Regions from separate parts of the Homo sapiens genome. Here region 1 is linked to region 2. The links are chromatin contacts, found by Hi-C or POLR2A ChIA-PET in ENCODE. All regions are on one chromosome and are shown on one strand. The core of a region is the stretch at or near the end of the contact, and the rest is flanking DNA. Distances in the headings are between cores, read along the strand shown. Region 1 overlaps FAM193A (family with sequence similarity 193 member A). Region 2 holds the start of RNF4 (ring finger protein 4).

Region 1 (2,900 bases), core at 61-2,560, 130 kb after region 2:
GAGGCCAGCGGAAGTGCCTATGGTTCCCTGCAGTGCGTCTTGCCTGCGTTGGAGGAGGATCTCATTTCCCAGCCCCCGGCTTGTCTTGGTAATGGATAGTTTGTCAGATGAGCCATTCTCTCCTCACCAGAAACAGTGACCTTGGGAACAGCAGAGGTGTAGTGTTGGCCTGTGTTTGTGGATTCGGACCAGCTGTTGCTTTGTAGGTCAGCCTCTTTGTTGGAGCTGGCCTTTAAAAAAATAACATGATTTACCTTCCATTAAGATTCACTCTTTTTTTACTTAAAAAATGTTCACTACCACAGCTAAGCTACAGAACATTTGCATCACCCCATAAAATCCCCTTGTTCCCCTTGGTAGTCACTTCCCTTCCCCCGTCCTAGCCTCTGGTAACCACTCACCTGAATTTTTTTTTTTGAGACAGAGTCTCGCTCTGTCACCCAGGCTGGAGTGCAGTGGCACAATCTTGGCTCACTGCAACCTCCGCCTCCCGGGTTCAAGCAATTCTTCTGCCTCAGCCTCCCCAGTAGCTGGGACTACAGGCACGCGCCACCATGCCCAGCTAATTTTTGTATTTTTGGTAGAGATGGGGTTTCACCATGTTGGCCATTATGGTCTCGATCGTGATCCGCCCGCCTCTGCCTTCCATAGTGCTGGGATTATAGGCATGAGCCACCGCGCCTGGCCTGACCTGATTTTTGTTCCTACAGTTTTGCTTTTTCCAGAGTGTCACATATACTTCTGTAACTTGCATAATGCTTTTGAGAGTTACCCAAAATGTTGCATGCATCCGTAGTTTCTCTTTTTTATTGAGTAATTTTACAGATAAACCAATTTATGCATTCACCAATTAATTGATGGATGTTTGTGTTGTTCCCACGTTTGGGCTATTTTGAAAAAAGCTGCTATGAACATTATTTTTCTTCTGTGGACATCCTTTTTATGTGTTGCTGGATTGATTTGCTAAAGTTATGTTAATGATTTTTGCATCTGTGCTCATGAAGGCTGTCTGTAGGCCTCTTGTCTTACAGTGGCCTTCGGGGTCTCATAAAATGAGTTAGAATGTGTTCCTGTTTCTTCTCCTTTCTGGAAGACTGTGTTAGAATTGGTATTATCATCTCTTCCTTAAACGTTATTGGTTCTTGCTTTCTGTTTCTCTTGTTCTGTTTGGTCAAATGCCAGACAGTGTGCAGAGAGCATCAGGCTGAGGTTGTTTCCTGTGTCCTGTTGTGCACCTGGGAGGCCAGGTCAGTGCATTTGGCCTCAGCTGGGCTGTCTCTAGCACTGTGCGTGCTCGTGTGGGCCTGTAGAGGGGAGTCTCTCTCTACTTCCTCCTTGGCAAGGTCTCCGATGGTGGCATCTTCTCAGTTCCCCCCTCTAGCCTGACTCTTGGGCAGCTCTGTGCTCACGGCCTTGGGGGCAGCTTTCCCAGCGAGCCCACCTCTGCCCGGTGGCAGCCAGACTCTGCCTTGTATCTGCAGGGGTCTGACCGGCCCCGTGTCTTGTGCTGGTCCTGGCCTGTGTGTGGCACACGCCTTTCTCCAGGACAAGGAGAAAGGCATGTTTCCTTCCTCTCTGCTAGTGGATTAGCTGGAGACTTGGGTGCAGGTCTCCTGGGAATGAGTGGGAACATTCGTTTTGGGGCTTTCCAGGGGTTAGACTCCCACACTTGACACTCTCAACCTTTCAGAATTTGTTTAAAGTTAAACTGTTTTTTTTTTTTCTAACCACTTTTATGGCCTCCTTCCACTTTCCTTCCTCTGTCAAAGGTGAAACAGTAAGTGTGTCCCCTTCTCCCTGGAGGGGCTGCTGCACTTTGTTGTGTAGTTCCCTCCGGCAGCCTGGTCACTTCGGCTCTCTGATGGCCCAGAGATAGGATTTTATCAATTGTCCTGCTCTGTCTCTGGTCAGGGCTCTGGTCAGGGCTCAGAGTGCACGGCTCTCCTGCAGCTTTCTGCATCCAGAGGGGAAGTGGGGCTGAATTGCTGTCTTCTAGATAAGCATTCTGTTATCAGCAGTTGTAGGAGAATATTGGTGGGAATTTATCTTAACATCTTGCCTGACAGTTGCACGTTGCAAATTTCTCTGGAGACCTCTTCTTCCAAGATTGACCCATCCTAGCATCACGTCCTAGACATAGTCGTGCCTGGAAACCTAAGAAATCTCCATTTCAAACTTTCATCTTGATCATTGTCTGTCTTTGTAGCTCACTTGCTTGTCTTCTCTTGCCATAGTTTTTTTTTTTTTTTGAGACAGAGTCTTGCTCTGTTGCCCAGGCTGGAGTGCAGTGGTGCAATCTCAGCTCACTACAACCTCACTTCCTGGGTTCAAGAGACTATCGTGCCTCAGCCTCCCGAGTAGCTGGGACTATAGGCATGCGCCATCACACCTGGCTAATTTTTTTTTTTTTTTAGAGACACAGTCTCGCTCTGTCACCAGGCTGGAATGCAGTGGTGCGATGTTGGCTCACTGCAACCTCTGCCTCCTGGGTTCAGGTGATTCTCATGCCTCAGCCTCCCGAGTACCGGGGACTATAGGCGCGCAACACCACACCTGGCTGATCTTTGTATTTAGTAGAGACAGGGTTTCGTGATGATGGCCAAGCTGGTCTCAAACTCCTGGCCTCAAATGATCTACCTACCTTGGCCTCCCAAAGTGCTGGGATTACAGGCGTGAGCCACTGCGCCTGACCTGCCATAGTTCTTTGACCTCATCCATCCCTATCAGTCCATGGATTCCATTCCTGTTAGGTTTATCACGTCTCCCCGACCTCACTCCTAGGAGCCTGAGTTCCCGGACTTGGCACTGTGGCTCTTCCGTGGCTCTCAGGCAAAGGCCCTGAACTTTTTTTGGTTATGCTGGTCCAGCCCTGTCTCTTCCCTCCATGTGGCAGAATATTC
Region 2 (2,777 bases), core at 70-2,569:
AAATAGCAAACACATATTGTTTGTAAATGCAACACAAAAACGTTAATGCTCTGGTTTCTATCTGCCTTGTCATTCCGTTATTTGACTCCATTTTCGAGGTTAGAAACTCACTGTAAGGTGGCCGGGCGAGGTGGCTCACACCAGTAATCCCAGCACTTTTGGAGGCCAAGGAGGGTGGATCACCTGAGGTCAGGAGCTCGAGACCAGCCTGGCCAACATGATGGAACTCCATCTCTACTAAAAATACAAAGAAAATTAGCCGGGCGTGGTGGCAGGCGCCTGTAATCCCAGCTATTCGGGAGGCTGAGGCAGGAGAATCACGTGAACCCAGGAGGTTAGAGCTTGCAGTGAGCCGAGATCGCGCCACTAAAACAAACAAACTCACTGTAAGGAAACAATGTAACCCAAGGCATTTGGGGTGACCTTCACGTTGCCTGAGGGTGCCGAGGGACCAGAGATGCTGGCCATGGACTAAGGTCTGGGTATTCTCAGGCAGCAGGGACAAGGTGGGCTTTTTTCCTGGTTGCTAAACCCACGTCAAAGTCGAGCTCAGGGACTGGAGCTCAAGAAACCCACCGCCCATTCTCCAGTCCGACCGGGGACCTGCATGCACCTCTGCCGTGCTGCCCTGAGTCCTCCAATCCTCCACACTCTTCCTCTGTTATGTACACGTCTCCACCCAGGCCTGCAAAAGTCCCAGCTTCCTCGCAGGGGCAGGGACCCGCACGCCGGCCCAGGGCTTGGCACGCGGGGATGCTGAAACAGGGCCAGGCCTGGTTTCCAGCCGATCGTCAGAGTCCCAAGGCCCAGCAACCTTCCTCACAAAGGCCTCGTTAAGAGGCGAGGAAACAAGAGCCGGGAGAGGGGCGCGGAACGGCGGGCGGGACGAACGACCAGCTCCGCGCCTCCGGCCAGCTGCGTCGAGCCAGGGGCACCGCGGCTGTTGTGCGGCTGGAAATCTAGGAATGGGAAGGTTCGGGGCCTGCTCGGCTCCGGAGGCAGCTGGCGGGTCGTCCCTGGCGGCGTTGGAGCGGTCAGTGGCAGCCGGGCACGGGCGACCGGGTCGCCCGGGTCGCCCTCAGACCGTGACTCCCGAAAAACCTTGCGGGCGGGGCGCGCCCGCGCCGTCTCTTGCCGGAAGGTGCGAGTTAGTGCGCTCGATTGTGGGCGGGGGCGGAAAGAGGCGCGTTTTAAAGTGGTAACAGATGGTTTTCTTATCCAATAGGATTAAAAAATTTGTCCTTACCCGGCCGACCGCGGAAGTAGAGTAGGCGGGCGGCCAATGGGGACATGATGGGGGGCGGAGCCGAGGCCTCCGAAGCGGAAGTGGGTTGCTGTTGAGGCGGCGGCATCTTTCTCGAGGAGCTCTCCTGGGCGGCTGAAGAAGGAGCTTCTTCTCCGGAGTGCGCCGGCGGTGGCGCCTGCGGACCTAACTAGCTCCAGGTTAGGCCGAGCTTTGCGGGAAAGCAGCGGTAAGTCAGGGCCTTGCAGATGCGAGGTTTAGGCAGCTTCGCGGCCTACAGAGGCCTCGGCCCGCGCCTCTTGGGGGAGCCGCGCTGCGCGGCTTGACCCAGCCGAGGCTTTGCAGCCCGGGACCTCGAGCCAGCTCTGGTCGCTCGCACTGCCGTCCGCGCGGGCGCACCGAGCCCGGCTTGGCGCGGGCAACAGAAGTTAGGAGGTCTGCGTCTGGGTCTCGGCTCACCCTGGGGGGCCGCGGCCATGGGGCTTAGTTCCTAGCCTAGGAAGGGAAACTGAGACTCTGGGAGGGGCAGGAACGCCCCCAAGGTCACTTGGAAAGTCGGGCAGGATGTGCTGTTAGGGGGAAGACCCGGGCAGGGTTTTTGTTCCCCGCTGACGACGCCTCCTTTGTGTGTTCGCGCCGCCGCCCCGCCATCGTGGGGCCTGCGAGTTTGCCGGGGTGCGTGGGCCGCGTGGCGGGGCCTTTTGTAGGTCGGGAGGATCTGAGTACGGGTGCGGGCCTGACCGTGGGGGCGCCGAGGTCGCAGTCTAAAACTTAGTAGGGCCTCGATTTCCGGGCGCGCTTCCGGGCCCCGGCTGGTGGTTGGTGGAACGTGCGACTGTGAGGCTTGCGGCCCAGCCCTGCACCGCTCGGGCCCTTCACCGCTCTGGCGCGCCTATAGACAGGTGTATGAAGATTCTCACGACCCGAAACAGAGTTGCTAGTAAACACCGCTTTTCCGCCTTTGATCCATCGAGGGAAGAGGGAAAAGGATAGAGCTTGGGCAAGCCGTTTTGGTAGGGATTTCAGCTTTTGTCTTTCACTTGTCAGTTCCCATAGACGTTCACAAACTTAATAATCTTCGTTCTGTTTCTGCACCAAGTTCTTGAGCCAGACGTAGGGTCTCAGCTCTGGAGCCTGGCTTAGACTGTCCAACTGACTGGGGAGACTGAGGTCCAGAAAAGTGAAGTGGTCTGCCCAAGGTCACATAGCCAGCTATTTGGCAGCAGATGAGGTTAAGTCCTACCTGCAAGATTTGGGTTTTGAATTCATTGACCAGGAGTTTTGGGACCACTGTCAATAAAAGAGACATTGAAGGGAATCTTTTGTTACTTTCTTGGTGATTTGCTTTTTAATGGACAAGGACATATTGGGTTCAGTTTTATCTGTGAGTTTGAGGTGAAATAGAGGCATTCGAGTAGCAAGATATATTGCTGGCTTTTGTATTGCCTGAATTTGAGCTTCCAAAAATCTTACTTTAACACATCGTTTATTGATCTTTTCTTGAATTACTACCTTTGTAAGGACCTTTTGTAAA

What was found. A loop is a pair of places that touch in the nucleus more often than their neighbours do. ChIA-PET counts read pairs that join two places held with the same protein, here RNA polymerase II (POLR2A). Pooled maps may share reads with other maps.
Region 1: a loop to region 2 is called in a map with no recorded cell type, with 4 times the contacts of the local background. The contact joins the enhancer-like site here to the promoter of RNF4 in region 2. A Hi-C loop is called at or near these places in 3 of 37 single-sample maps with no recorded cell type and 3 of 50 pooled maps. POLR2A ChIA-PET finds 5 or more read pairs at or near these places in 6 of 52 experiments (GM12878, H1, MCF 10A and 3 more).

What each region holds. Positions count from the first base shown.
Region 1 is chr4:2,597,506-2,600,405 of GRCh38, forward strand. All of the region lies in intron 2 of FAM193A (family with sequence similarity 193 member A), which reads left to right. Among named protein-coding and RNA genes, the nearest start is that of FAM193A, 62 kb to the left of the region's middle. RefSeq lists enhancers at 1-149, 150-1,102. Within about 2 kb of position 1,311, at least 15 of the 41 ENCODE cell types and tissues checked have a DNase peak (open chromatin) inside an H3K27ac peak, as active enhancers do; they include GM12878, where a contact is called at or near this core.
Region 2 is chr4:2,467,787-2,470,563 of GRCh38, forward strand. RNF4 (ring finger protein 4) reads left to right here and starts at 1,320. Exons shown (of 8, transcript NM_002938.5): 1 at 1,320-1,472. It overlaps LOC107986250 (a long non-coding RNA gene), which reads right to left and starts at 1,165. Exons shown (of 2, transcript XR_001741551.3): 1 at 614-1,165. RefSeq lists a silencer at 863-1,032 and enhancers at 1,183-1,542, 1,226-1,798, 1,843-1,962.